Linked DNA regions of Homo sapiens: regions 1, 3, 4 and 5 are each linked to region 2. Evidence: chromatin loops called from intact Hi-C (ENCODE). Cell type or tissue: heart left ventricle. All regions are shown on one strand. Each heading gives the region's core, and the rest is flanking DNA. Links, peaks and the distances in the headings are about the cores only.

Region 1 (6,243 bases), core at 448-5,447, 140 kb after region 2:
AAATGAGCAGTCTAGACTCATTATCTCAGCCCCCAGTGTCTCAGAGCGGCAAGCTCTGAGCTTAGAGAGAAAATACAGAATACAGAGAGAAGGTGAAATTGATGATCCACAGCACAGTTTTCTGGTCAGTCAAAAGGTTGAGGGGCTTAACAGAGAGCAGAGAAAGGCTGCATTGCATTAGACAGCGTGCATTTCAGGCCACGTCACCCTGCTCTGCTGTCTGTCCTTGCTTCCCTGAAAACAAAGAGCCTAAGAACAGTTCCTTAAGTGCACTTTTCTGAAACAGTAGTTTTTGTGCTTATAAATGAGTATTTATCATATCTATGTGCTCTAGCTTAATCAACATGTAATACAATAATGTAATCATTGACAACATAGAGGCTGGAACTAGCAACACTTTTCAGTTCGTTGGGTAACTATGGAAACAGGGACACTGCATTTCCTGGGCTGTGCACACAGAGAGGTGCACACCTTTGGCTAAGAGAACTCATGAAATCTTTTCTAGTAATAACATTCTTTCATCATCTCTCACTGGGCATGTTACCAAACTACTGGAGACTCTTGGAGAGTCAGCTTCCTCCTAACACCCTTTTTCTCTGAAGGACTGTAGCACAGGACTGGCTGATGTGGAAGTCTGGCACCCTGGAAATAACACAAGCATGAAGTTTTATTGCCTTCATGATTCAGTATTTAAAATTTATAAAGCATTTTCTACGTTCCAGGACTCTACTGATCACCTTCTATGTAAAGCCTTGTCACATGGATTCCTTACCACACCCCTGTGAGGGGTGCAGGAGGTAGTAGGGGGTAATGTCCCCATCTTACAGACAAGGAAATGGCCATAAGTGTCTTTTCCAGAAGTATTTAGCTAATAAGAGGCAGCTGGAATTACAACCTAGGTCTTTCAGACTTCAGAATCAGTGTTCTCAACCACTGTAAGTAACAAATATCTATTGAGCACTGTGCCAGCCTTTAAGGTTCCTATGACTAATAGTACATCCATGTCCTTAAAGAGCTTGTAGTTGGATAAAGAAAGCAGATTAAAAAGATGACTGCTGTGTAACTGATAGCCTAGAGGAGATAAAGTTTGCTTATGGAAATGCAGCGGAGAGGCACCGAACATTCACAAGGGTCTATGCTAACACTGACTTCGTGACTTCATACACCCACAGAGAAATGTGCCCATGAACATTTGATTTGAGGAAGCTGATGGTACATCCTAAGCTAATGTCTTCAATATTTTTACTAGGGAAGTTCTTTAAATTCGTAGTGACTTCAGTGTCTGCAAGATGAGACTTCCAAAACTCTGGCCTTTTCATTTCCAAAACCGCTCTCCTCTAGTGATATTGTCCATCTTCCTATCTCAGCCACTCACTTCCAGGGTCATACCTCCAGGCTTGTCCTCCAAACCTGCAAAACACCTGTAATCTAAATTTGAAGCATCCCATTTTCTGACCACCACTTTCTGTATCTCCAGTTCATTTGCTCTTACACATTACCAAAAACCATTGATGGCCCAAAGAGCCACAACTCATTGATCATACTATTCTTTTATTGTCCCTTGCCTCCTTATTTTTCCTTCTCTCTTACCCAGCTTAAAGTGCATACCCAATTATTTGTATCCCTCCCTTGCATGCACTCTCAATTCTCTTGCCCCTCTTATACTTCATTACAATCATTCAGAAAAACCTCAACCCTAGTTAAATTCAACTCTCCACTTAATCTGTGCTTGTACCCTTCAGTTTATTATGGCTGGACACAAGCATACGACAATGGAAGGAGTCTCACTTTTTATTCATGTCCATAAACCTCAAGTGGGCCTAAGGGAAAATATATTATTAATATACTTTCCTAGTCTATTACCAAATGCAATATTCTTCTATTCATATCTCATTATTTCTTACGTCTCTGGTTTCTATTCCCATATCTTCACTCTCAGCTAATGACCTTAATTCTTATTTTACTGAAAAAAAATAGAAGCAACCTTAAGAGAACTCCTTCAAGCTCCCACCGTCACACTTACCCATTTACCAGCATCTGTGCCTATAAATTTCACCTTCCCTCCTCTTACTATAGATGAACTGTCAGGACACGTGTGGGAGAGCAACCCCTTCACTTTGCACTGGAGCCCATGCCCACCCAAGACAGTGCTCCAACACTGTATGATTAAATTTTTCTTCTCTATGGAAACTTTACCATCAGCCTAAAGGCAGCCTCAGGCTAATTCTCCAGTCTTTCAAGAATCTTTTCTTGATTTCACTTCCCTAGAGGAACTGCCTCATTTTTCTGCTTTTCATTTCAGTAAGGCCCTTTAAGGTCTGCTTCTCATTAAAGTAAGGTCCTCATCTGTAAAAGCCTAACAAGCCTCTGCCTACACTCTCACCAATTCTTTCTTTCCCCTTCTTTCTTAAATTCATTTCAATTAGACTTTTGCCCACATGTTTTAATAAAGTTTACTAACCACTCTACCAATCGTTTTAATCATGTTTACTAAACCTCTACTTGTTAAACGAAATATCAATTCCTAGGCCTCCTTTTCTTTATATCTCAGAAACATTTGACACCATTGACTCTGTCCCCTCTTCATCCATCAATTACTTTCTTGCCTTGCTTCCAGAATGCCATGATCTTCTGATTTTTTTTTTACCCCACTGGCCACTCTCTTTCACTCTCCTCTGTTTTACTCCTCATCTCTTCTACCTCTTCTCTTCTCTTTCTACACTCACTCCTTGGATGACCTTATCTAGTGCCATGGCTCTAAATACCTTTTGTAAACTCACAACTTTTTATATTTCTACTCTGGACTCCACTCTAGCTTTCTACTCAGCATCTCCACTTAGATGTCATATATATATATATCTTTAGCTTAGCATGTTAAGTTAAATATCTGGTTCCTCCAAGCCTATTTCACCTACACTCATGTCTTCACCATTAATGGTAACTTAGTTGCTCAAGATGAAAGTCTAGAAGACATCCTTGGCTCCTCTCTCTCTCATTCCCTACATCTAATCCATCAGTACATTTGATAGACTTTACCTTCAAAATAGATCCAGAATCTGACACCACTACTTCTGCCACATTAATCCAAGCTACCTTTATCTCTCACATCAATTATCTCAGGTCTCCCTGCTTCTACCTTCCCTAGCAACCCCATCATGGTCTATTTCCAACAAAGCAGTCTCGGTGAGCCTAACAGGCAAGCCAGATCATGGTTTCCCCCTTCTTGAAACCCACCTCTCTCATAATAGAAGCCAATGTTTGCAATGGCCTCCCAGTCCCATCACCATCTGGCCACCACAATCTGAGCTCTTCCACTGCTCTCCCCTTGCTTGGCCCAGTTCAGCCACAATGGCCCCCTTGCCATTGCTGGAACAAACTGGACATTGTTCCAGAAAGAGGGCTTTATTCTCTTTGCCTAGAATGTTCTTCTCCCAGAATGCCATGTGGTTCCCTCTCAAATTCTCAGCAAGACTTTCTCTGACCATAAAATTATAATTGCAGCTCCTGCACTTCCTATTATGTCCTCTGCTAATTGTTAAAATAGACGGCAAGCTTCACAAGGACAGAAATAGTCTTATTGCTTTTAATCCTCAGCACCATATCCAGCACATGGTAGGGATTCAGTAAATGTCTGTAAATGTTGAATGAAAGATAATATAGTTTTAAAATATAATTTTGATTCATTTTTAATTCAACCTTTGTCATGTCCTATTATACAAGCTATTCAGTATTTAAAAGCCTAACAAGCCTCTTAATAAGCATTTGTGAAAAGCCTGGTGTATTTAAATTACTGAATAGTAAACATCAGCCAAGACTTGCAGAACTTGATGAGGTTTGAAACAAAGGATCTTATTCCTCTAACTTGCATCAAGCTAAGTACCAGTTACCGTGTTTCTGAGGGCATTTCAAGAGAGTGAGGTGATGTTCAGTTTAGAGGGATGAACTGCCAGCTTTCCCGCAGGGCTGGATTTCTGTTAGTGTCAGAACTGCTGACACACCTGCTCGGGGTGGACTCAGGGCAAAACCTGATCAAGGGCAAGCCTGGGTAAGTAAAGAGTGCAAGTTAGCATCTGACCACTTTTTCCTTAGACATTAAAAAAAAAGTTTTCTTCAATAAATATGAAAAATCTTTGATCAATGTTCACATGTTTTCTTGGAAATGCACATCTAAAAGTGGAACTATCTGCTCTTCTCTAGAAACTTCTAGGGGCAAGAGAACAGAATAGCCATAATAGAGATCAGAGTATAAATTAGAGGGCTGACAGCATCATTACAAAATGAGGATTGGTATCTAAAATGCTAGAGCCGGTGGCTAGAGGAGTCTCTGGCCTCCTGTCAGACAGAGAGAAACATGCTTCTTCCCAAAGTTTCTCCCCCTGTGCAATAACCTTAATAATATCAACCAGTTCTAAACAACATATTCTGTGTTGGGTCTGTTAGATACTTTATCAACATTATCTCATAATTGTTCAAAATACTTATTACCCGCACTCTGAAGATGAGAATACTGAGGCTCAGAAAGGTTAATCAGCTTGCCTAAAATCTCCCAGCTAGTATGAGATAGGGTCAGTATTCAAACTCAAGTATCTATGACCCCAAGCCCATGTTACGCCTCTAATACTAGGCTGAAGCTGAAGCTAGGGTTTAGAGAAAGCACCCAGGCCTGGAAAAGGGAGTAGGCTGGCATCATAGCAGTGCTAAGGCCCCAGTAAAGAACTGGAGGCCACCCAGGGCATAAGTCCAGTCTCAGAGCCTGGACGCACACCAGAGCATGAGTGACAAGACTAACTCAGTGGGCACGAATGATAAAGGCTTCACTCCATGGTTAGAGCTACAGTCTAATCCTTGGCAGACAGAGAGGTGAACTGACTGACAGACATGTGGAGATACTGACACAGATGGAGAGGGACAGTGCAGGGCTGGGACTGTCAGGAGGGACCTTCACCACTCTCCTCTCCCCTAACATCCAAAGTCCGTCTTCACATCCTCCTCAGCCATTTTTCTCCTCCAGCTCCACCATTCTCTCCAAGCACACCTTAGTGGCTCTACAAGGGAGCATCCTGGGTTTGAATTTTACCACCTCCTGCCTCCCAAGAAGGCCACTGAGCCCTAAGCTTGAGTTTTTTTATTGTCACCCAGGTAACGATAATCCATAAAGAGGCAGAAAATAAGCCACTTGGAGGTAAAGTAACCTCTCACAGCAAATGTCCTTACAGTAGTCTTTATAGCCTGGCACACGGACTTTAGGTAGCAGAGTCAATATACTTGCATGCTACACAACTTTCTCATGTTTTGCCTGACACTCACTTATTCCTGACCTTTCCATACTAGGGAGAGACAAACCCTTCCATTTGTTTAGCATTTTAACGTTACGAAACGCTTTCTGCTGCATTACCTCACTGAGCCCTCACTAGAGTGTGGAAGGCCTAATCCCCGTGTCAGATGAGGAAATGGAGCCTGGGAGAAGGTGAACAGACCACCCTAGGCCATAGGAGTGGCCAACCTCAAACAGCAGTCAGAGCCCAGAGCCAGTGGTCCCTATTCTGGGCCCTGCTCGCCTCACCACAGCGAAAGAGAGAATGACTCCACCTGCAATTGAAGCAAAGTCTTCTTCAGCCCAACTTTCATTTCCTCATGGTGTAAACTTTGCCTCAGTTAATATAAGTAAAACCAGCTAAAACAAAAGCACTTGCCACAACTCTGGGAGTGGAACATCAAACTCCCCACGCTGACCTCAGTTGACAGAGGGCTTCCTGACTCAGAGATTTCCTCCTAACCTCTACATATTTATATCTCTTTTCCTAACGAAAACACCAGACACCATAAGGAGGGTATGTACATGGAGGACAATTTTAGACTGTGAACAACCAAAGAAATGATGAATATGGGTCATGTAAAGGACAAGAGACAAGAAGACATGAGGAGGGACTCACACAGATAAGCCTGGGCACGTGGGAAGTCCCCACCTGACGCAGACAGCTCTCTTCATCGTCAGCCCTCTGTGCTGGCCCAGATGAAGCTCAGTATCCAGCCACCTTCCCCTGCTGCCCTCAGCTCATTTGTTTTGTCTTCCCACCAGGAACATGTGTTTCACTTCCCAGCCTCCTCCTAAAACCCCTGGCCTGTCGTCTGTGCACCATGTAAAGAGAACCAGATGTCAACTCAAAAATCACGAGGTTTTCACAAATTCAGAGAGCAAGCTTTATTTCTTAATGAGGATTACACCCTGAGAGGTGATCATTT
Region 2 (6,243 bases), core at 601-5,600:
GAAATATAATAGTAAGGAAGCAGTGTCTAAACTAACTTTCCTGTTGTTCCTGGAAAAATAGTCATAATAGGGCAAAAGCAGTTACTTGCTGTATTATTCAGAGCATAAATTATATACTCCAAAATATAATTAGCACTTGTGTCTGTAACAGATAGCTACATTTTCTGGTTATGTATCTATCAAATTTTCATTTTAATAGTGATGACTCATAATGAAATTATGCATTCATTGTTCCATTCATTAAACCATTTCACTGGCGGGCTGTGCACGTAAACTGCAAATTCTGTGTATGTGTGATCACACCACTCTCCCCCAGTCTCCAGTTCTTAACCTAATATTTGTTAACACACACAAATTCTTTCCAGAACAAGTTCTCTGATGTACATTCAGGGAGCAGATGCTGTTGAAATGTTATCAAGTTACAGATGCACAAAATATTCTTGCTGAATGTGTTTGGTAATATAGCTCTGAAATATCACTTCAGTCCCTGCCTTCTGCCGGCCCAAACTTCACTCTCTGGGGAACCATCCAGAAAAGTAATGCTAAGAGTTACTAAATTCACTCCTCCGATCAGCTGTTTTCAAAATGGTAGAACAAGCTTTCAACAAATTCAGCATAGGTTTCTCTCTTGTTGAAGAAGGTATGAGCTTCAAAGACACTTTATTATCTGAAACTTCATGATAGAGGTAAAACTAAAGGAACAGCTATTGAAATGTGATCCAGAAAACAAAACAAATGCAAGAAAGAGATTGTATCTTATATGATTCAACAGGAGAAATTTTTCTCTCTTCTACCTCCCCTAGAGAGGTTCTTTTCATGCTTCCTTTTCTTCCTATCCCTTTTCTCCTCTCTTTCCTATTGTGGCCCTCTCCTCATCTTCAATCATGCATCTCCCTCTTTCTTCCTGCTCTGTGATAACTAACATTTATTTCAGTACATCTCTTTGTAAAGAGCTTCACTCATACATTATGTCCTTTCATTCACATCACTGCAGTCTTAGAACAGCCATTGCTATCATTTCATTTGAACACAGTGAACTGGAAACAGGCTAGCAGAACTGTTTCCAAGTCAGGCTGCCTTATTTCAAAGCCTGTGCCCTCTTCCAATACCATGCTATCTCAAGAAATTCTTTCCTTCCTTCCTCATAAATCTCTTTTCTCCTTTTTCTCTTCTTTCTCCTCCTTCAGCGTCCCTTCCTCATTTCCTGCTCCTCTTTCACTACCACAACAAACCATCTTATGCTCCATCCCCATTCCCATCTGAACACTGCTCCTTCCAGAAACCTCCTTTATTCTCAGATGGGTCTGAGTTAGGGGCTTTCTTTGCTCCTCCAGGAACAGAGCCTCCAGAAAGCGTCACTAACAATCCCTGCCCCAGGCCCACCTTCTCGCTTTATCCCATTATCAAAATCTTATTCATTTATCTCTTGTATTTTTAGCCACTGTTTTCTGAATTAGCCACAGATAAAAATTGGAGGGAAGTATACGACTGGGGTATTTTTTCTGATCCCTCCTCTCTGCTTTCTTCCCCTCCCCTCTTCTCCCTTCTCTTCTCCTCTCCTATTCTCTTCTCTTCTTCTCTTCTCTTCTCTTCTTTTCTCTTCTTTTCTCTCTCTAAATCATATAGTGGTGGTGTTTAGGTTATAATTTAAACACTTCCTTACATTTGAAAAAATAACTGTGAGATATAATTTGTAATATTACTTTTCCTTTTTTTTTTTTTTTGTTTTGTTTTGTTTTGTTTTTTTGAGACAGAGTTTCGCTCTTGTTGCCCAGGCTGGAGTGCAATGGCACGATCTCGGCTCACTGCAACCTCCACCTCCCGAGTTCAAGTGATTCTCCTGCCTCAGCCTCCCGAGTAGCTGGAATTACATGCATACACCACCATGCCCGACTAACTTTTTGTATTTTTGGTAGAGACGGGGTTTCTCCATGTTGGTCAGGCTGATCTCGAACTCCCGACCTCAGGTGATCCGCCTGCCTCGGCCTCCCAAAGTGCTGAGATTACAGGCGTGAGCCACCGTGCTCAGCCCCATTATTATTAAAAGAGAATATCACAAATACTTTTCCCCTGAAATAATTCTTCTATTACAAATGTTTGGATTATTTGCTTGCCTATAAAAGACAGGATTTTCATAAAATCTTTAAGCATTGTTTTTCAACAATTTCTTTTCGGAGTTTTTATACTCACACTTCAGTGGTATCAGTTACTCCAATTACAAACTGTGAAGTTGAGGTACTAAAGAAAATAATTTTGTATTCGCTGGACTCCTCACAACTGTGAAAATTTAATTACGCTGGTGAGAAATAGTTCCTCTTGGATGACCATGAGGCTAGTGAAATGTCTTGGACTCTTAACATAAAAGAATTTTTTTTCTTTTACTACTTGGAAAACTGAAAATTTGAAAAAGTCTTTTTCTCTTTTTCCTACCAATTTAATGGGCAAAGATTTTTTTTTTTTTTTAATTTGAGTTGCAATAAGTATTTTCTGACTTTGGTTGTCCCAGGAAAACCACTATAAGGATACTCAAAGAGAACAAAATTATGGTTTGTGATACTAGGACAGTTTTCCTCTAAATCACGTTTTATTCCTGAGAAGAAACTGTAACCAGTCAAGTAACAACTAAAACTCACACACCATTAGGGCATATTCAAACTGACAACTAGGAGTTTAGAAAAAGAAAGGTTTGAGAACACCCTGGGTAACATAGTGGACCCCTGTCTCGAAAGAGAGAGAGAGAGTGAGAGAGAGAGAGAGTGAGAGAGAGAGAGAGGAAAAGAAAAGAAAGAGAGAGAGGGAGAGAGGGAAGGAGGGAGGGAGAGAGGGAGGGAGGAAAGAAGGAAGGAAGGAAGACAGAGAGGGAGGGAGGGAGGGAGGGACAAAGGAGCAGAGGAAACAGCGTCTTTGCTTTATCAGACATCTGAGCAATTCAGATATTCAGTTATTACATATAATAAAATAATGGATGCTATGACCCGATCATTAGAGCATTTCTAGATTACAAAACTACCAATAATTAAGTAGTGGTGATTTATAATCATTCTCTCTAATATTTTGTTGTAGTAGTTTGTAGCAGTTTTTGTTTGTTAATTGCTACTCATTTTTAGTTCTATAGGCCAGTATAATACATGTCCATCCATATTACATCTGCTGCTCTCTTTAAGCCCTTCCCTGGAGCACACCATCTAGTTTCCGTAGTAACTACTACAATACTATTGCTCCTGGAGTAGCAGGAAGAAAGGAAATGCGGAAGAGAATGAATAAATTGTGTAGTTCTATTAAGAACTTTCTCCGCTTCCTTACTTGCAAAGGTACTTAACTTTTCAGAGTAGCACTTCCAGCTAACTGATACCCTCTTCTCTGACCAATGTTAAGAAATCCCTCTTCTATCTTCCATGATCATGACTGTCCAAAGTGGAGCAAGATAACGTACACATTCCCATTCTTTCCATCCATCATTCATTCTTGCCGTTTGACAGTTGTGCATGGCATGTGATTGCTTCAGCCTGAAACACAAAGCTTTGTAAGTCAGCATAAAATAAACACTTTATGCACTGAATGATCCATTCAGTCTAGTTGATCTATAATTTGAGATTTTGTGTACATGTGTACCTTAAGTCATATCTCAGTAATAATGAGAACTTTTCCTATTTGGATTGATTTTCATACCTAACTCCAGAGAACACTTATTTTTGTAACTGGGAAGAGCAGGAATCCCTTACTGGGAGTGAGAAAATTGTTTGGAGAATCCTAGAGTGTTTACTACCAAGTTCGCTTTCCATATAGAAAATATCTATTTGGCTCTCTCTCCTATAGTTAAGGAGGATTTGGAAATCTGATCCAGTGCAGGGCGATGTCGGTCTGGGAAGGAAGACTGTGAGCCCTCTCTCCCTTTTTAATATGAGAATTCGAAAGCAGTGGGGAAGTGATGTTGGACCTATCACAGCATTGCTAACAGACAGCCTATTACAGTATTTAATAAAAACAGAAACAGCATGCCTATCATAGGCTAATAAATCCTACCTCCTGCACGCTTTAAAACAGTATGAAGCAGCTTTAACGGAGCTCCAGATAACTAATTTCAAGCATGGCTGTCTAGCGTGCCTGTCACTCCTATTGTCCTTCCAAACTCTTTCAGACATTTTGAGCAGGGAGTATTAAAGCTATGAGTTAGAAAGGGTTGTGACATTAATGGTCCACAAAGGCTTTAGGCACAAGAGGTAATGATGATTACCGGTGGCTATTTGGAGGACTGCACCGGATCGCTGTCATTAAAAATTAAGCGTGGCTTTTGAGGAAGATGTGACAACTACCGGAGGTAGGATTTGCATGTAAAACAAAGGAATCTGTTGCTGTTTCATGCTTTTTGTTTGTTCTGTGGCGTGAGGATCGTGAATTGCAGCCAGGTGCGGAGTGAGAAGCAGCAAGAGGAGGGAGAGGGGAGTGGGAGACGCTCTGCTTAGAGCAAAACACAGTGGACAGTATTATGTTTTATGGCAGAAATGCCTCCAGGACAAACTGGCTCCAGGCTTACAGCTTGCTGAGTGTGCATTCCACGTTGCTTTTCCTGTGGAGTAGAATGCTTAGAGGTCACGAAGGAAACACTTTGCCTCTTACCTGTGGTGCCGGCTGGGCTACTGTACTGGTAGGGTCGAGTGAAGACTTTGGTGGGTGGAAGGCATAAAGGTCCAAGAAAAATAAAGAGGAAGCTGTCCTTAAGATTTGAAACCTGTTATTTTATTTCTACAGTCAATGTGTTTTGATGGTCAGAGTCTGATTTTTCAAAGGGGAAATTGGAAGATTACGACAAATTTCCCTGACAAAGAACTATTTCCTATGTAATCCATTATAAAAGAAAATTGGGTACCTTCGTCCGTTTTGCATATTGAAAGGCTGACCCACACTGTTTGGGTTCATGGTTTTCCTAAGCAGAGTAAGAGTTTTCGACTAAAAGAAGGGGCTTTCTCTCGGTTCCTGCTCTTGCTTTTCAACAACTGCTGGGGCTGCAGATGGAAATGGTGATTAGTTAGAGGTTATGGACTTGACATTTTACCTTTCTGTTTTGTTTTGTTTTTTAAATGAACAGCATAAAAACACAATTCTCCTTCAAAGATGGGAGGGGCAGTTGGGTTCCAAAGTCCAGTCGATAATGAATAGATTTGCAGAGGAACTTATTATACTGCTTTGTACTTTATATGGGATCGGTATAGCACAATCAGAAAAGGAAATGTCAGGAAATCACAGGCTGAGATTTCTAAGGCAAAAGTACAATGATCAGAAACCAGTGTTTTCTCAACTTGATCTATGGTGCAAATTTCAGTCTTTGTCATTGCATATGACCCTCAATGTGAAGTGGCAGAAACATAGTAAGTGAATTTCTCAGTGCTGTTGTGTTGTTTCCCCAGTGGACTTCACAAACTCCGAGCTGTAAAGATGTTGCTTTATATTCTGAAAAACTCTGTATTCTGAGGCATAGATTGGTTATAACGAATGGCAGATATGTGAAATAATTATAAATTTATAAAAGAATGCAATATTCTTCAAATGCATCTAAAACTTCCATACTAATGCAGAATTAACTAGAAATAAAATTGGAAGATGATTAGAGTATGTTTGTTTTCAGCTAAATACTGCAATTAAGGATAAATAGGGCTTTTGCTCTTCTCTGATGCAGTTGAGTTTGTGTATTTGTGAGCTTCTATATATATACTGTAATCCACATACAAAGTTGAAATCATTGCCCCATAGTAGATGGCATCTATGTTACAGTTTCCTGTTTGTTTTTCCTAACAGTGTGGTGGATTTTACTGAACCAGCCGAACTCTCTTGGCTGGTCTTTACGTGACCAGACCACATGTCCACGAAATGACTGTATGGAATTCTTGGTGCATTTGATAGCTATGACATCGTTTTCTGCTTCTATGTTACCAGTGAAATGTGTGCCCTTGACCTTGTGAAGTCCCTTCTCCAGCCAACTGACCAGTCAAGAATGCATGTATAGAAAGAGAGAGCTCAAAATACACAAACAAAAATACACACATACATTTTACTTACTGTTGTTAGAGGTTTACAAATCGATATTATTTCTATTATTTTCATTAATTTCATTAAGGGTAAAAGGACTTTCACTGCCTCTGGTCTTACCGATATCTTCTGAATCTAATTGCATCAAGTATTTACTTTAGAGGCAATTCGTGCCTTGAAAGTTGTCAACAGGAGAAATTATTTTGCTATGGTTATGCT
Region 3 (6,243 bases), core at 638-5,637, 430 kb after region 2:
CGAATAATCTCTTGATATAAAAATAATTCAAGACTGCAAGGTTCTTGCTTATCAGATTGGCCTAGTCCAGAGATGATCAAGAAGCTGGCCAAAGGTCAATTGATTACCTACTATAGTGGGGAGGTGCTCAGATTCTTCTAGAGTCAGATTATTCAAGTTCAAATCCTCACTTTGCCACTGTTAGGGTTCAAAAAGCGATGCCCCAAAATATGGTGGTTTGACATGCTGGCCGGGAGAAGCAGCCTTAAGTTCTCTCTAACCTTCTACCTCCAGCCCCCTCCCTCTGACCCCTGCCTCCTTAGGCCTCTGATCCTCTTTCCCAAAGAACTAAGAGGGACCCTCTTTGGAATTTCTTTATCTGACTAACAAATTTTCCTTCTTAAGACAATGCAATTTTCTTAAGACCTCTTACCTAGGAATCTCATCAAATAACCAGGAAAGATTAACCACTGGAGAAGAGACGGGGTCATGATTACAACCAGACAGACTTTTCATATATTATTTTGAGGACAGCTCTGAGAGACTACCTGGGGACTTTATCTTCATAATAAGACAACCTTTGTTCTTGTGAAGTTCTGCCCCTCTCCGTCCTGGAACCTTGTCATCCAGCTTCCAAAGAGAATCATTTACAAAATAATGTCTGCCTTCTATGTCCATACATCTCTCCTCTATGAAGACAACATTTAAAAATCAAACATCTGACTCCTCCTTAAGTCTCATATTTTGTGTGTAGCTTCTGTGTTTATGCATGTTGAATACATTTTATATGCCTTTTTCTTCTATTAATCTGCCTTTTATCAGCTCATTTTCAGCAAATCCTCAGTGGACAGAGATGAAGCGTTCCCTTCACTCCTACACTACCTACGGATTTTGTGATCTTTGGTAAATTACTTAATGTCTCTGAGATTCTATTGTTCTATCTATAAAAGGCAGATAATAATAGTATCCACATTATAGGGTCGTTTGAGAGTGAAATTAAGTGCCCAGAATAGTGCTTGTGTGATATAATAAGAAATATATTTGGTCTTTGTTCCTAGTTTTTGTTGCAGGGCTTCTGAAATTTTTGGAAGTCCTGAGTGATAGGAACGTCTTTCATTATTCATAATGATCCCCTTTATAATAACACGTGAGTTCATGCTAATGAGGTGAGTTAGATAACCCTAGATAACCTCAGGATGGGGCCAGTCCCCAGAAAGACCAAGTGATTAAGGGATTAGAGGGTTGGAACTTTCAGCCTTGTTGACCAACCTCCAGGAAATGGAGTGGGGTCTAGAGATTAAGCTCTCCAAAGCTGTCGAACAAGATTTGACAAGCTTCACAGTTGCTGAATGTGTAGAGGAGCTGGGAGGATGGGATGCCCCTCACGTCTCTACTCAGCCTGTGCATCTCTTCCATCTGGCTGTCCTTGAGTGCTGCCCTTTATAATAAATGGGTAATTGTAAGCAAAGTGTTTCCCTGAGTTCTGTGAGCCATTCTAGCAAATTACTGAACCTGAGAGGGGGTCATGGGAACCTCCAATTTATTGCTGGTCAGTCAGAAATATGGGGGGCCCAGACTTGAGATTGGCGTCTGAAATGAGAGCAGTCGTATGGGACTGAGCCTTCAACTTGTAAGGGCTATTCAGGTAGACAGTGTCAAAATCGAATTGAATTGTGGAAGACCCAGTTGATATCTGCTGGAGAGCTGCTTGAAATATGTGTAAAGACCCGTACACATCTGGCCACAAAAATATTCTGTGCTGAGAGTATAGTAGGACAGAACAGTCTGTTGGTTTGTGTGTTTCCCAGTCTTGTAAGTAGTAAACACTATATACATGTTTGCTATTATTATTATAAGAAAGCAACTGCCCCCTAGAAACACTCCTGTATGGTACAGTGTTAATGAAATTGACAACTGTCCTTTGTGAAAATAGTCTATCCCCAGAATACATATGTCATGCCATACCTTTATTGACTCCAATAGGGATGACACTGTGTCCAAGGGCTGAAGAAGAGACCTGGAGACGTGAACAAGACATAATGCTTATCAGGGGAACTTACATACAAAGACAACTTGGAAAAGAAACAACATGCATTTTGCTGCTTTTAAACTGTTCACTTAGAGAATAAAACTATCTACCAAAGTATAAAACACAAAACAACACAGAAGCCAGGTATGGTGGCATGTGCTTATAGTCTCAGCTATTCAGGAGGCTAAGGAGGGAGGCTCACTTCAAACCAAGAGTTCAAGGCTGCAGTGAGCGATGAACTCACCTGTGAATAGTCAGTGTACTCCAGCCTGGGCAACATAGTGAGACCCTCAACTCTTAAAAAAAAAAAGCAACTCATATGTGTGAGCAGAGCAATATAAGGATTCCATAAATGTATGAATCAGTGCAAATTTTCAACCAAGCATGACTCAGAGAAAAGAATATAGACTAAAAGAATGTAAAGGTAAAAGACCGGTCTATTACTTCTGAATTCTCATGCTCACTGCTCGTGTAACCCAGGACAAATCAGTGCTACCCTCTAGGACCAGTAATTAAAGTGATTAGGTTAGACTGAAAAGTTTCCTTTTGACTCTGTCTAAAACTTAATACAAAGAATATCAAAGACAATCAAAAGGTTTGTTGCTACATTCCATAACAGTTATGGTTTAAATTATTAGAAAAGTCCTAAGGTTTTTATTCTAATAGTATTTATTATGACAGAATATAGAGTAAAATCTCAATTAGCATAAGGTAGAATTAAACATGGAAACTTCCTGGAGTTTTAACCCAGGAAAGGGTAGATAATTTGATTAAAACTCCAAACTTCCTCTAGAAAAATACACAAACACATTTTGCATAAAATTTAAAAGATTCACTGATGCTTAGAAAGATTTAATTCTGAGAAAAACTGGGATTCAAACATGAGGAGAAGAAGAAAGGAGGAGTTACCCTAATTAACTGGTTACCTAGCCAATAGAAAAGAAGGATATCCAGGCGGCTCTTGGTTTAAAATCTAAATGCATTGTATTTGACAGCCACTTTATAATAGAATTAAACTTTTTATGGCTAGTCTCCAACTTAAACTCTGAGGTCTCTTGAAACTAGAAAGTGAATACAGCTTTTCTACTCATAGTTAAGCTTTTAAAAATATTAACAGAATCTTTTCATTCATTCATTAGGAAAAGGAAGTGGTTTTTCATTTTCATTCGCAAGCCAGTTTCCTGTTCACGCTTAAAAAAATAAATAAATAAATTTGGCATAAGGAATGATGAGGTGCCCTCTTCTGTTTCTAAACAGTTAATGCAGGGTTTTTGAATACTAGCAATTTGAAGGATTTTGCATTAAACTTTGAACACAGCAAGATTTTAAAATCTGAAAGAATTTCTGTTGACCTCCAGTGATTGGAATACCTCTTTATGCAGCAGAAGTTCCTCTTTGCCAATTAAAAAGTCCTCATTTCTCTCTGTGTAATAGCACACCCTGTTCCTGGCTGAGAAGAAAACAAAATTAACCTTGGGCTGGCGGCTGTGCTGCCTGATTTCCCTGGGCGAGTGAATGAGCTCACCAAATGTATAAATAATGTGCCCAAGTCTCCTTGTTGCTCAGTTTTTTCATATTCATTGAACAGAAGCCTTGAGCGCAATTCCAAACTGCTAATGTGTTAATACTTTCACCAGAGCTTGACTCCAGTTGCTGAAAAAACAAATATAAAACAGTAAACCCAGAAGGATGACCCAAACTTCCTGTTCTTTATTGGCAGAATTTTGCTGTGCAACTTACAAAGTTTGACAAATTATGCAAAGAAGCAAATGTAAAAGGACAGCTCTGAGATCCAAATTGAGGTGCTGTAGCACAGTTGCTTTAGTGGAACTACCACTGGGCTGCTGCCAGTCGCATCTGGGCAGGAAGGAAATGCAAATTAAAAGGAAAAATTAGGCCATTTTAGAGCAAAGTGAATTTTCAGCAAAAGCTCAGTGCTAACACTGAAAAATAAAGAAGGTATTATTCAGTTTTAAATCAGATTGATTAATTCTTTCTCTTGGTTATTCCAAAGTGCTTCTTTCGCTCTTCCCCGAGACACTGAGGTGTTTTGATAACGACTCATTATTTCTGTAGCACCAGTTCTTATCTTTGTTACTTCATTCAACCTCTTTTCATCTCATTCAACCACAGAAAGTGATTTTGACCTTTTACAAGACCCATAACCTTTACTGAAATCAAAGCTAATTGCTTTTCTTTTTAAATGTCTTTTAATCACCTTCAAAACTAAACAAATAACTTCAATCTAGAAAAATCAGACCTTGGAATCAGAATGAATGTTAGACATCCCTCTACTGCTTAGCAGTCCTGTGAACCTGAGATTCCTCAGCTATTAGGTCCAGAAATACCTGTCTCATTTATGTCACCAAATAGTTGTTAGGATAAAATGAGATTACATATGGAAATATACTTTAATAGCATTTATTGAGTACTTAATATGTATTAGGCACTATTCTTAGCCCTTATTACTTACTAACTCATTTACTCTTCACAAGAAATTCAAGAGAGAGAATTTTATCCCTACTTTACAGATAAGAAAACTGAGGCAGAGAAACTAAGTAACCTGCCTAAAGTCTCCTAGCTACTAAATCTGAAATTCAAACCCAGGTAGTCTGACTCCAGAGCTCACACTCTACAACCATATACACCACCTTCCAGTGTGGATATGAGTGTGGTTATTCATTCATTAATTTATCAGCTGTCTATTGAACATCTACCATGTGCCACACACTCTGTTGGATTATTAATGGAAAATAATCAAATCTATAGGATTCACTCTTTACTATCTTCACTCTTTTTGCCCTATAGGAAATGAAGAGGAAAGGGTATAGGAAGAGAAAAGAAAGAAAACTCTAAACCTATCATTAAGAACATTTGCAAAATAGTCACATAGAGCCTTAAGATGCCACAGTTCAAATGAGAGGACTCCTCCTCTCCGGCATAGACCCAGTCACCACGGATAAGACTTGGGAGTGAGGAGACAATGGCGCAAAGCAGACCCCAACCTCTCCACAGGCAGGGGCAGAGGGATGATGGGAGAAGCACAGACAAGATGAGTCAGGACCAGAGGCTTGAGCTCATTGAATGGCAGAGTCACGGAGTGGCAAACTCCAAACCCCCATGGCTAATCCTCACCGTTCTTCACTAGGTTTCTGCAAGACCTAAGAAAACTTCTGCAAAAGCACTTCCTTGACTGTGAATTTATCTGCAATGTCAGAGGTAATGTAAAACCATAAGAAGGTGACTCCTATTGACCTCCAGTCCCAACAAGGACTCCAAAATTGATAGCTGCGTATGAAAGACATAGATATTTAATCTGCACATATGTATTTAATTTTTTAAATGGGGGAAGAGAGGCTCAAGTCCTAGAATTCACTGATAATCATCTATAAACAATTATTATTTAGAAGATAATTAATAGTTTTAACACTAATAGGCCTTTTTCTTCCAAAGCAGTCTTCTCCAGAAACTTCAAGTAAGTTTAAATTCATTAGTTAATCACCTTCTTCTGTAATAAGCAGTCACTGTTATTATTTATCCTATTTTTAAGAAAGAAAAAATTTAAATAAAGCAAGAATAATTGAGACATTTAGGCATTTCTATAAAAAGCCACAGCATGTCACCTGCCAGGAAGAACGCCTCTATAAGGCAACATGCACATTTTCTTTCACTTGAAGGTATCAGTTCCTCTTTGAAGACGCTAGCTAAATATGGACTCTATCCTCTTCCATAATCTACCCCTCTAATAAATACTTACAGCATTAACTTGGAAAGCTCAACACCCCTCTCTCATCATACCCTTAGCCCATCTTCTAGGACACCCAGAAAGGGGAGGATCATAGGGCCGATTGTTATCAATCAGTTCTCTATCACACACCAAACACAACACAGACACACATACACACTGTGTATGAATGCTTACACACCCTCCTGACCCTGAACTTGCTGGTAATTTTCATGGACATAGATGAAATGAATAAGAGGTTCACTAAATTAATGGCTGTCAATTGGGCCAACCAACAGTAGTCCCGGGCCCCTGAGTTCAGATGTTTACTCAAAAAAAACAATTTCAAAATCATTTCAGAAGTGAAAGAGTAGACAGAAGTGACTACAGACATTTTTCAAAAGTAAAGTAGAAGACTGAAGAGTGTGTACGATTGCAAAATGGAGAAGAAAGAGAAGCTCCATTGTGTTTGTTTTTCTCCCCAGCAGGGCTGTCATTTAAGTCGTCAAAG
Region 4 (6,243 bases), core at 407-5,406, 81 kb before region 2:
AAAGGACTTGCAGAAGACTGAAGGGGGCACACCTGCTCCTCAGCCCTGGCCACTACACTTGCCCTCACTTGGAGGCTCACACTCTTCATGAGCTGCCTGCCCACTTTCCATGCTGATCTCTGTGGGAACACACTCTACTCCATTTTTACCTAATTAACTCCTACTTATCATTCAGATTTTAGCTCTGTGCCTGGCACATGGTATTTGCTCAATAATTATTATTGAATGAATGACTAAATGAACAAAACATCATAATACAATACAAGAAGTTCTCAGATACAGGAGGAAGCAAACAGCTCTTGGGCGCTGGGACCATGTTAAGGATATCAAGGAAGGCTTCACAAAGGGCATTTGAGCTCGTGGTATTTGAGATAGATTTTGAATGGAATTGAAGGGTAAATAAGGGCAACATGAAGAGAGGGTTACAAAGTGGTGAGAAAAAAGGAAAACTTATACTAAACAAAGGGAACATCATCTGCAAAGGCATGAAGGTATAAATGAGAATGAAGTGTTGGACAAACAGCAAGTTTAGGGTGACTAAAACATAGAGCACATTGAGAACAGTTTAAACTGGAAAGTATGTATGAACTCTATGTTGAAGGCCTTAGATGCCATAGTTAAAAGTACTGATTTTTTTCCTAAGGTGATGGGAAGTCTTTGAAGGCTTATACATAGGTGTATCTATTGAGATTCAGAGGCAAAGTAAGTGAAAAACAGTAACCACTCTAGCTTAAGGAGAAAAAGAAGAATTTATTAAAGAATATTAAGTAGTTCAGAGACACTCTGGCAGAGACTGTGAGTCCAGACTTAGAGACTCCAGCAAAGACCACTGAGCACATACTCTAGCGGTCACATCAAGACCCTGGGCACTAGGCAGCAAAACCTCCCCCAGTACTCTAAGAAAGCCATTCCTGTCACCCTCAACAGAAATGAATTCCACACAGCACCTCCTTCCTCCCATTGCTTTTTGTCTAATCATAGTCATGCTTATATTCTTCTGATTGGCCCAGGTCGTATGCCAGCACCATAGCTGCAAGGGAGACTGGAAAGTGAATTTCTAGCTTCTATCTAGGAAACCCTGATGTGAGAAATTCCAAGCACAGAAAAGGTATTTCAAAGAAGCTAAAAGGCTACAAATCATAGAAACTATCCACTGCCACATGGAAGATGCATAATCAAGTTGACATCATAAAAAGATTCATTTGGTAGCATTATTGAAAATGGATTGGAGAAGAGGAGAGTTGGGAGACAAGGGGATCAATTTAGAAGGTTAGAGCAGGCAAAAGACGAAAAGAACATAGACTTTAGTGCTGACTGTGGACACAGAAGAGTGAACACAGAACAAGGATATAAGATCTAGGAAGCAAGAACCTGGTCTGTCTTTTCACTTCTGGAACAACAGCACATAGCAGGTGTTCAATAATTTTTGCTTTTATTGTTAAAGAGTAATTTACATACAATAAAATTCACCTTGTTTGTGAATTTTGAAAATTGTATATCATAATGTAACCACTACCACCATCAAGATATAGAACAGTTCCATCACCCCCTAAATTTCTTCATGTTGCCCTTTCATAGTCAATCTCACAACTCCAGCCCCTGGCAACCACATACACACAGTATGTAACCTTTCGAGTCTGGCTTCTTTCATTTATCATAGTGTGTTTGAAGTTCATCCTTATTGTGGTTGTATCAGTACTGTGGTACATTTCTGTTTTTTCCTTAGTAATATTCCGTGGTACAAATATACCAGCATTTATCCAGGCCCCAGTGGAAAGATATTAGAGTTGTTTCTAGTTTGATGGAAAATAAATCATCCATATGTTTGTTCCAAAATAATTTTTATTTCATTTGGGCAAATACCTAAGAATAGAAGCACTGGGTCATATTATCAGCATATGATTAACTTAATAAGTCAATTATCAGCATATGATTAACTTAATAAGTTAATAAGTTACTGGAAACTGTTTTCCAAAAGCAATGTATTAGAGTTTAAGTTACTCTGCATCCTTTCATGTACTTGAGATTGTCATTTTTTAAAGTTATTCCAATAGGTATCCAGTAGTACCTCATTATGGTTTTAGTTTGCATAATAGGTATCCAGCAGTACCTCATTATGGTTTTAGTTTGCATAATAGGTATCCAGCAGTACCTCATTATGGTTTTAGTCTGCATTTCCCTGAAGACTAGTCATGTTAAACATCTTTTCATATTCTTATTTATATTTGATTGATCTTTTTTGATAAGATGTTCAAATATCTTGCCGTAACTGTTAAATAAATATTTGATGAATTTATAAGCAAACTTACACTAAAGATATTTAGAAAAATAAAGTTACCTCCACCTGAAATAATTGGACATTGCTAGGGAAAGGGAAAGGATGGAGTCGAGGAGCACACCACACTTTTAAGTGAATATTGATTAAGAGAGTTTAGCCAAAGGATTTAGAAAGCATAACCAAAGATGGCTGTTCCTGAGCCTAATTAATTATTACAATTCAATAGTTTGCACCCAAACCTAAAATGCATAGAACTGGATAGCTTACTAATGCTTCCTAGAAATTTTCTGCATTTGTAAAAACAGATAAACTTCAATTAGTTTTTACCTCCTTCTTCTAAAATAAATAAGTCTTGATAGCCAATCCCATATCATTCACCAGGAAATGCTAGCAGTGGCTCAGTGTTTGCTCTACCAAAGAGTACTAAATAAAATATTCAATCACGAGAAAGAGAAATGTAAAACTGCAAGCTGTAGGCCCCAGAAGCTAATTAAATGGTTGGTCCTTTGTAATCACCTTCTCTACAGTGAAGGAAGCTGAATAGCAAGGTCAAGAGATTAGACTTTGCTGCCTTCTGAGTCATTGAAGAACCACAGGATCTTGGACAGTAGGGAATAGCTAATAGCTGACGGAAGAAGAGTTGCTTTCTTTGCCTAGGACTTCCAGATTATAAAAATAACACTGTAGGTTGCATCTGAGCCAGGCCAGCACTCCACTGGGTCTCTTGCTGCAGCTGGGAATGACGATTGCTGCATGGCCAGAGCAGCTGACAGTCGAGGGAAGCTGGAGCCAAAGAGTAGACATGGGCCCGCCAGCATATTTGGAAGCTTCATGAAAGATGAACTAATCTTGTTCTCCATTTAAACAGTTATAGTAGAACAGTAGACATCAAGACAAATTGAAAGAAGAAAATAAAATATGGAATACATATCATAGTGTTACTGTGAAGTAAAAACATTAGCTGAAAAAAAGTGCACTGTCCCTTGAATCAGCCCAAGCAATATTATGAAAAGGCCAGGCTAGGGGGTGTGAATTTTCTCCATCCTCTATTGAATCTTCCACTGGAGTAAAACAACAGTGTGGAGACCTCAAAGATCACTGATTTCAGCCCTCACTTCCTCAATAATATGTGTGATAGAAGGGTATAAGAGAGTTTATGACTCCCCCATGCACAGGAAATTATTTGGTAGCATTACAAGTTAGAACTTGGATCTGGTGATTTGCCACTCAGTCACTCTGCCAAAAATGTCAGCGAGAAAGAATGCAGCCCCAGTATGGGGTCTGTAACTACACACTTCCAAAATTTTGTATAGGGTTTTTGATAAAGCCTTTGCTTTATCCTACCCCTTTCTCTGCTCTTAAAAAATAAATAAGTTACCAGAGAACTTACCATTTAATAATTTTTAAACACATGTTATACTTAATATAAAAAAACACTCTATTTAATGTAAAGCTAAGAGGGATGAAAGAGAAGAAACAAAATTAATAGAAGAGAATTTCCATAGCATGGTCTTGTGGGAATGGCTGTATCTGGAGTTAGGTGTTAGTCCATGAACTCGGGAAATACTCCTGGGGTTCTGTTTGTTACTAAAATGAACATGTTAATGCTTTCCTATTAGGGATGTTGTTGGCTTCTCCAGATCTCCAGGATTGTGCACATTCTAGGTCACACTGTTGCAGGACTTTTCCTTAATTCAGTTAAAGATGGGGTGCTTTGTCCCACAGCCATGAAAATTCAGGCTCACAGACAATTTGAATGATGAGTGAGACAGGGTTTTATTGGGTGAAGAGGAAGAAAAGGGGGAAACAGGGACTCTTGCTAGGTCAGAGTCCCTTCTAGAGCACTTCACACCCACTGTTCAAATCCCAGGCTCCACACAGGAAGAGGAGGAGCCAGACTCCTCCCTACTACAAACATCGTAAACTTCATAAGGCTCCACCTCAGTGGGCAAGCTGGCTGGAGTTTCTCTGAGGACCCCCTCCCACCTGGCTGTCTCAGTACTGCCTGGTCATAAAATCAGAAGCCACAGAAGAGAAATCTCCCTCTTCCTGGAGGACCTATTTAGTTCTGCATTAAATAATTTTAATTATTAATTTTGTATTCAAATAAAAACACAGATAATAGAAAAGAATGCAAAATTTTAAGAAATTTAATGTAAATTACACGATTTTCAAAAAATTGAAGGTCGTGGCAAGTTCCTTTGCCTGTGCCTTCAAATATATTTTCTCTACTTCACAAACACAAATGAAAACAAAACTCACACTCCTGAGAAGTGGCAGTTATTCAGTGAAAAGAGTTTTAGAAAGGAAACATTTTGCTTGTCTTTAATACAGTTTCTTTCTTTCCTCTGTCAAATTGTTTCTAAGGTGGGAAACTACATGTGCGTGCTTGACACAACTTGAAAACAATACAAAACAACAAATCACAATTGCAAAATCATACAACACAAATGGAATCACAGTCCATAAGGGAGGCCATGAAAGAGAGAGTGCATGTGGTGGACATATTAAGCTGATATGCAGACCTGGTAAGTTTCCAAAATGTTCTGGGACTAAATCAGGGACAGGAATACACAGAGGGAAGCCCATACTTGGTCGAGGTTGGTTCACAGCAGAAATGACAGTGTAAAGATCAATAACAGTCCCTTGTTACTGAGAGGGCACCGTTTTCACATTCAGAAGGGCTTGTCCCTGGACTACATAACTGCCCAGTTATTTTTCTTCGGTAAATCAAAGCTATCAATTACAGCCTCCTAGAGCAGCTACTCCAGCTGCTGTAGGATAGACAGGGCTGAAAAGGAAAATCATTGACTGTGCATAGCTCTTTCTGGACTTGTCTCCTGCCAGGGATGGTGTCAGACAAGTGCTGAAGGCACTGTTTGTTTCCTGCCCCAATGCTGAGCTCAGACCACAACCGAATCCAGAGCCTGCCATTTATCACTTGACCACGTACATCTGAACCTGCAAGACCCTCGCACAGCCTTCACTGAGGTGTGAAAACTGACAGTTTCCTTCTCCTGCCACTGGTTCTGCAGTAATTAAAGCTTTTTTGCTATCGCACTCCTATTAGTCTCTTGGTTTTAAAGATGCTGCTAACACAGTTAAGTGTGTATTACCAAACTCTGAATTAAAGTGCTTTTACAAGCCACAAGAAAACCAGATTAAGCTAGCAATTTTTATAAGAAAATGTCTTAGTAAAAGGTTTTTACAATGGCTTTTTGAGCAGAAGTTTGAATTATTTACAGACAGTAATGATTTTCAGAAATCATTTGTTCAGATAGTAACTATTGATTGCTACTTTGAGCTAGGCACTGTTCTAACCTATACACTAACACTATTTGATAGTTGTGCACATGGATTAAACTTAAAAGAATTGTTTAAAAGTAAATGATTAATACATGCTTGTAAAAAATAAGTTAAAAAATACTCGAGGACAAAATGAAAAGCAAATGCCTTTCCCATGACCACCATTCCCATCCTACTATTAATAATTTGTTAATTCTCCAGTCATTTTTCTCTCTGTGTACAATGTGTGTGTGTGTGTGTGTATTTAAATATAAACTGTTTAATAGTGTTTTTGCTTTTGAAAAAATGTCATAATGCGATAAATACAGTTCTTTGACATAACTTTTTAATTCAGTAATGTATTGTGGACATTCCTCCATGAATCATACATATCTTTTTTATTCTTTTAACAGCTATATAATGTCATACAAAATTAACCTACCTTATTTCCCCTATCAATGAATATTAAGTTTTTTTCCAACTTTTCCCCATTACAACAAGTTAGTTATCCATGAGCACCCTTGTATTTATATCCTTGTGTATTTGGGATCGCAATTCCTCATACCCCTGTCAGTATTGGAGATTACCAATCCTATTAAATTTTTGCCAGTCTAAATCTTTTTTAAATGCATCAGTTAAGAAGTTTATTTTGTTTTTGATGTAAGAGATGGGGTCTCATT
Region 5 (6,243 bases), core at 782-5,781, 130 kb after region 2:
TGGCTGTTATTATCCCATTTTACAGATGAGGAAACAAAAGCTCAGAGAAATTAGATGAATCAAGGAGACAATAGATGGCATTGAAATTTAACTAGAAATTAAACAATCTGCTATGATATTCATCTCAGAAATGGTATGACTAAGGCCACACAGAATATTCCATAGGTACTAACTCTAGATGTGAATAAATATTGTTTTCACAATTATAAGCACAGGTGTTTATATGCTAAAGTATTGAAATTATCGCATAGCCACAGAAATAAATTTTTATTCTCAAAGATAATCCTAAAAGTAGAATACCCTTTGCTAAACTGTTTTCTTTGCAATTTCTCTTCACAAGTTCTCATTTACTCAGCTTTATCCAACATCAAAAACTATTCAAGGAGCCATGTCATTACTTGGGCAATATTTATATAAATTTTATAGTCTTTTTCTAATGCCTCAAAAAAGTTTTGAAAAACGATTTGAGGTAGCTTAGAGACACATAAAATGCAAGATAAATATGATGTAAACAATGATACAGATCATTTTGGGTTATAAAATATGACCAAGGATGAAGACTATATACAAAATTCACACCATTATGGTCTTATACCTTTTCTGTGGTATAAAAAGGACAAGAGCTTGTATCATCTATTACATGGTGCAAAGAGCCCAGGCTTAGAAAACATTTGCTTGTCAAGGATATCATTTAATTTCCACTTGTTCAAATATAAATTGTGGATAATAATATCTCACAGAGGAAGTGTGAGTATGAAATAACAAATATGAAAAAATTACACTATTTCACTACTAATTTAATGATTTTTAATTATAATAATTCCTGATATAAAATATAATTATAACTAATATTTATTCATTACTTATGCTAAGATCTCTAAATGGATTATCTCACTGTCTTCACAGCAACCCCAAATTACTAAAATTATCCCCATTTGCACGTGATAAAACAGGCCTAAGAGAAGTTCAGTAATTGGGTCATCCAATGTATCAGGTAGCTACTATTATATACAAAACCACCCAGAAACACAGTAGCTTAAAACAATAATTATTTATTTGTTCCCAATTCTTTTGGTCAGCAATTTGGGCTGGGCTCAACTGAGATGGTTCATCTCTGCTCCACGTGGTGTTGGCTAGGCTTACTTATTCTGTGGGAGGGCTAGGACAGCAGAGCCTCTCTCTCCGTTGGTCCCTCATCTTCAAGGAGGCTGGCCTAGGTTTCTTCACTTGTTGCCAAATGGGTTCCCAGGAAGGAGTAAGAAAGGGCAAGCCTCAGTGAATAAGCACTCTTTAAGCCTCTGCTTGAGTCACATTACCAATGTCCCAAACCTAGGGTTAATGTGGAGAGAGCTCAACAAGGGTATACATACAATAGGCATGATTCTTTGAGAGTCACTGTAGTAATAAGATATGTTACCCAGAATATAAAAGTGTTCCAAGTTTGAACTGAAGAACTGTAAATTCATATCCCATGCTCTTAACCATGACATCACACTTGCCTCCAAGAAAAATTCCCATAATGTTTTCTACATGATGTCGGTTTCTCTTTTAACTCTTAAACTGCCACCTTATGAAACAGCAAAGATATTCCTAATCTCATCTCCAAATGATTTCTTTCTGACTTACAAAATCCCTTGAGTCTCAGGGTAGGCTTAGCAAAGTACAAATTGAAGACAGATTATGTTTTCATTCCTTAAGTCATTTGTACTACTAGAAAGATTGAACTTTACATAGCTGCTCTCTAGGGACCTAGCTGATACCAAAATGATACCAATGCATTAAAAGACAACAGTATTACCTCATTTTGTATAACACTTTACTATTAGCACAGAACTTTCAAAATGAATATAAAACTCATTCATCTGGGCTTTCCCTATAGGCATCTGGAAGCTTCTGAAGCTATCTTAGCATGGTGCAAAGGAGTGTTTTAAGGGTGTTAAACTGATGTGAAAGAAGTACTGTAGCTGAAACACTGGTGGCAAGAAGACTAATCTAGAGACTGTGGCACAAGTTTGAAAGAGTTATGGCAATGAAACATACAAGACCTCACAAAAGAAGAAAAACTAGTCCTTCTAACCATCTAGAGGGGAGGGAAAAGAAAGAGTCGGGGTGTTCAAGGGTTACTGTTCTTTTTAATGTCTTTAGACTTGGCATTTTTCCGTTTACATAGCACTTTTACCTCCTGATGGTTAGGGAGAACAGGAATGCTCATCCTCATTCAGAGAAGTTTCATGTGGTACACTGGGACCTGCAGGAACTCACTGCAGCTAGCCCTGTAAATTGTAAATGTCCACAATGGAGGAGGAGGGTCAAGATTAAAATTTTAATAAAAGTAGAGAACAAATGACATGATTAGATTGGAATTTTAGAAACATTTCTCAGTCAACAGAGGGAAAGATAGGTTGGAGAAAGCAGAGATAAGAGGGAGAACAATTGAGAGGCTTTTACAGTAATCTGGGTGAAAGGCTATAAAAATCTAAGTCTGAATGACAGAGGGGATGATTCTAAAGTCAAACAACCTGGGCATGCACTCCTCTTTGCTACACTATTATATACTTTTTTTTCTTTTCATCAATTTTGGCTAGAGAATATACTTGTGATGGTGTAAGGAGGAGATTATGAAGATTGGCTTGTTTGCTCTGTAAAATCTATAATTATCAGTCATTCTTTGTACCCAGAGGATTAAGAAAGGCATCCCTGTATCTGAAAGATTCATTTTTTTCTACATCTCTTTTTATAAATCTCCCACAGTTAAAAGAAAGGAGAGACGAAGGAAGGAAGAATGGGAAGAAGGAAGAAAGGAAGGGAGAGAAGGAGGGAGGAAGGGAAAAATTTCATTTTCACGTAAATAATGGCATCCTTCTTAAAGAAAATAAAAAAGTAGCATTAGATGAAGTTCTATTGACATAATTATAATCATACAGTGAAGTCCTAAAGAGATATATTGTGAAGATAATTTTTCTTGTCACAAAGGACGATCTATACAAAAGAACAAAGGAAATAATTTTAATAAAACATTTTGCCCTGAGCAAGAAATGTGCTTCATGTATCATACATGAGAAAGGATAGTTGTTTGATATAAAATGGAACTGTGACCTTGCTATAAGAGTTTTTATTACTTGATGCCACTGAAAGTAAATTAATGGACTCCCAAAAGGTGTAAAATTCATTCTGCTTTGTGGCATTTGTTTGCTGACAGACAAGTTTAAGAGGAATCTTTTCATGTGATTATTTAAACAAAGAGCTTCTAGGAATTCTGATCAACCTTTAAGGTTCCACCAGAGGACATTTCTCATAGACAGGATTCATTTGAGAGAGAAGTCACACTTTTAAAAGAGTTTATTAACAAGAGAAGAGAGGTTCATGTGCTATCTGTAATTTCAACAATTTTTGCTTTCAAATATAATTTTGTTTTCTTTTAGATTTCTCTAAACAAATTCAACATTGTTTAAAAAATGATAAACTTTTTAAAAATACTGAGCTGGCAACCCAGCAAATAAACTGTTTTTTTTAAAGGTTTTTACTCCATCAAGTCTGAAGTCCTTACGTAACATTTTATTACATAGTGTTTCTTTATAGTGTTTCAAAACCACATATATTTATAACTGCTTAATTTATCTTTACAAGCTACTTTGCACTATACAAATTGCCTTTATGCCTCTTTAGTTGTTTTCAATGACTTTGAGATTAGGCATAACAAATATTGGTATTATAATCTGACATATGAGCAAGTTTATCCTCAGAGAATCTGTCACCTGCTTAATATCAGGAACTGCTCTGATGGTTGGCAATAGAGCAGCACACAAGACAGGCAAAGTTTCTATCCTCGTACAGTTTATCTTCCAGAATGAGATACTCACGAATGTGTGAACAAATAAATATGTAATATAATGCCAGGAGAATAATAAATGGTGATACTAAGACCATACAAGTGACCAGTCTCAAATCTCAGAACTATTCCTAGCAACTTTTCATCAGCACAAATCCTGCCAAGTGGGGTTGTCCAAGAATAGCATCCCCGTTAAGCCTTTCTATTACGCCTCCAGCTAATGCTGATAAGTATGTATGATGTGGCTTTACTGGTCACATGAGGCAACTTTGGAGGCCTCTACACTTTAGCTCTACTTGTCTATTCAATGTAGATGTGTGTGTGTCATTGGAGAGCAGCAGACCAGGGAAGTAGGTGTAAATGTTCTGAAAAGGTTACTTAAAACATGGTTTGTGAACACTTAAGAGCATGACATTTACTAGACACCAGCATGGTTCACTGAGAACAAGTAAGATCAGCAGATCAACACTACTTACATTTGCAAGAGGGTCATGAAAGAGATAGATGAAGACAATGCAATAGAAATACTGTGTCTAAATTTTAAGGGCCACCTCAAATCATTTTTTAGGGATCAGTTTAGTGATAAGCATGTAAAAAATCCATGAATACACTTGGTAAAATAAACACATAACAAAACATCTTTGTAGAGGCATGTGACCTGCATGGTAATATAGTTAGTTGAATTTAAAATTAATGAAATAAACCTACCAAAAATTGTAGCTATTGCCAATCCAGAGGAAGGGTGTACAATGAAAGGCCTCGATCCTTGATTCTGCGTGGTGTTTTCTAAAATTATTTAAATCAGTATGTCAACAAAATGCTGATAAAACTCGCATATGAAATAAAGGCCAAGAGGGAAAGCTTGCATGTTGAAAATCTTATTTCACTTCTAAGTAGAGTCTGTCATTTAATTCCAAAAAGATCTGTTAAATGCCCACCATGAACAAGGCACTGTGAAAAATGCCAAGGCAAGGAATAGCTCCTGCTCTCCAGCGTTTCCTGTGAGCAGCCATTGCTGTCCCAATTACCACCCTGTTAACAACTTAATTGTATCCCCCCATCCAAAGTTCATACAACAAAGTCCTAACTTGCAGTACCTTAGAATGTGATTGAGCAGGGATTTGTCCCAGGACCCCCTACAGATACGAAACTCTTCAGATGTTCAAGTTCCTTACATAAAATGATGTAGTATTTGCACATAACCTACACAAGTTTTCCCAGATATTTTAAATCACCACTAGATTACTTATAATACTTAATACAATGTAAATGCTACATAAATGGTTTTTCATTGTATTCTTTTTGATTTGTATTGTTTTTATTGTTATATTTATTTTATTTTTTTCAAACATTTTTAATCCATGGACATGGGGGGTCAAGTGTACTTAGAGTCACGAAAGAAGTAACTAAGTTAAAATGAGGTTATTAGGATAGGCCTATTCCAATCTGATTGGTATCCTTATAAAAAGAGGAAATTAAGACACAGACACACAGAGAAGACCATGTGCTATTGTTTGAATGTGTCCCCTCCAAAGTTTAGATGGGGCCAATGTGATAGTCAAGGCCTAGGAAGTCAAGGCCTTTAAGAAGTAAGTAGGCTATAAGGATTCCTTCCTCATGAAAGGGGTTATGACCCTCATAAAAAAGGCTTCACACATCATTTAGCTCACTTTCCCTTCTACCTTCCACCTTGTGAGGACACACCAAGAAGGCCCTCCCAAGACGCCAAATGCTGATGCCTTGATCTTAGACTTCCCAGCCTCTACAACCGTGAGAAATCACATTTTCATTTCTTATAAACTACTCAGGCATTTTGTTGTAGCAGCACAAAACAGACTAAGACACCATATGAGGACACAGTGAGAAGGTGGCCTCAATTTACAGCCAAAAAAAAGAGGCTTTAGAAGAAACCAATCCTGCTGACACCTTGATCTTGGATTTCCAGCCTCTGGAATGTTCAAAACAATTAATTTCTGCTGTTTAGCCTGGCAGACCTAGTAAACTAATACAACCCACCTCTCCCATCAAACCTCTACCATCCAGGACTCTGCCCCCTAAAGCCCCACTCTTGAGTATCGGCTTTCCTGTCCAAACTTCTATTTCTTCCCCTACCTCAGGGTTTCTGGTTGGCCAAGGCTGACAGACAAACAGTCCACAGTGGGTGGTTGGCTGGGGGCGAATAATTACTGTGAGGATGGTCCTCTCTTGCCCCCATGAGTTTTTAAGCAGAGGGAGTACGTATCTCTTTTTACATAAAAACAATATTATACATGGATCAGTCATGCTGGGTTAAACTTACTTATAAACATCCAGAAGAGAACTCATTAATAAGACAAAGATCCTTCTTTGAATTTGCAAGCTCAGTTGTCTATTCACCCACGGAACATGTATTTGCTGAGCCACTGCTCTGCGGC

Evidence for each region. A loop is a pair of places that touch in the nucleus more often than their neighbours do. Peaks named below come from ENCODE experiments on the same cell type or tissue, not always from the same donor. Only the 100,000 strongest peaks of a DNase experiment are listed, where the experiment ranks them.
Region 1: it touches region 2 in a loop (2.0-fold over the local background); 4 of 110 quality-filtered maps call a loop at or near these places.
Region 3: it touches region 2 in a loop (2.4-fold over the local background); 4 of 110 quality-filtered maps call a loop at or near these places.
Region 4: a loop joins it to region 2, with 2.1 times the contacts of the local background. A loop is called at or near these places in 4 of 110 quality-filtered maps.
Region 5: it touches region 2 in a loop (2.1-fold over the local background); 4 of 110 quality-filtered maps call a loop at or near these places.

The regions. Positions count from the first base shown.
Region 1 is chr3:178,671,486-178,677,728 of GRCh38, forward strand. The region is part of intron 1 of KCNMB2 (potassium calcium-activated channel subfamily M regulatory beta subunit 2); the gene reads left to right. The region is part of intron 5 of KCNMB2-AS1 (KCNMB2 antisense RNA 1); the gene reads right to left. Among named protein-coding and RNA genes, the nearest start is that of KCNMB2, 140 kb to the left of the region's middle. RefSeq lists an enhancer at 5,740-5,849. In heart left ventricle, for the core only: no CTCF peak of the experiment used is centred there; no DNase peak of the experiment used is centred there; H3K27ac peaks cover 434 bases.
Region 2 is chr3:178,532,394-178,538,636 of GRCh38, forward strand. It overlaps KCNMB2 (potassium calcium-activated channel subfamily M regulatory beta subunit 2), which reads left to right and starts at 4,043. Exons shown (of 5, transcript NM_181361.3): 1 at 4,043-4,318. All of the region lies in intron 5 of KCNMB2-AS1 (KCNMB2 antisense RNA 1), which reads right to left. RefSeq lists an enhancer at 4,604-4,673. In heart left ventricle, for the core only: no CTCF peak of the experiment used is centred there; no DNase peak of the experiment used is centred there; H3K4me3 peaks cover 1,858 bases.
Region 3 is chr3:178,963,501-178,969,743 of GRCh38, forward strand. LOC124906307 (a long non-coding RNA gene) reads right to left here. Exons shown (of 3, transcript XR_007096179.1): 2 at 1,945-1,996. Among named protein-coding and RNA genes, the nearest start is that of ZMAT3, 110 kb to the right of the region's middle. In heart left ventricle, for the core only: CTCF peaks have their summits at 3,263 (motif pointing left) and 3,465; no DNase peak of the experiment used is centred there; H3K4me3 peaks cover 1,005 bases; H3K27ac peaks cover 214 bases.
Region 4 is chr3:178,451,969-178,458,211 of GRCh38, forward strand. LINC01014 (long intergenic non-protein coding RNA 1014) reads left to right here. Exons shown (of 3, transcript NR_046786.1): 2 at 4,646-4,806; 3 at 5,126-5,337. Among named protein-coding and RNA genes, the nearest start is that of LINC01014, 36 kb to the left of the region's middle. In heart left ventricle, for the core only: no CTCF peak of the experiment used is centred there; a DNase peak (open chromatin) is centred at 3,013; H3K27ac peaks cover 2,073 bases.
Region 5 is chr3:178,661,921-178,668,163 of GRCh38, forward strand. The region is part of intron 1 of KCNMB2 (potassium calcium-activated channel subfamily M regulatory beta subunit 2); the gene reads left to right. All of the region lies in intron 5 of KCNMB2-AS1 (KCNMB2 antisense RNA 1), which reads right to left. Among named protein-coding and RNA genes, the nearest start is that of KCNMB2, 130 kb to the left of the region's middle. In heart left ventricle, for the core only: no CTCF peak of the experiment used is centred there; no DNase peak of the experiment used is centred there; H3K27ac peaks cover 904 bases.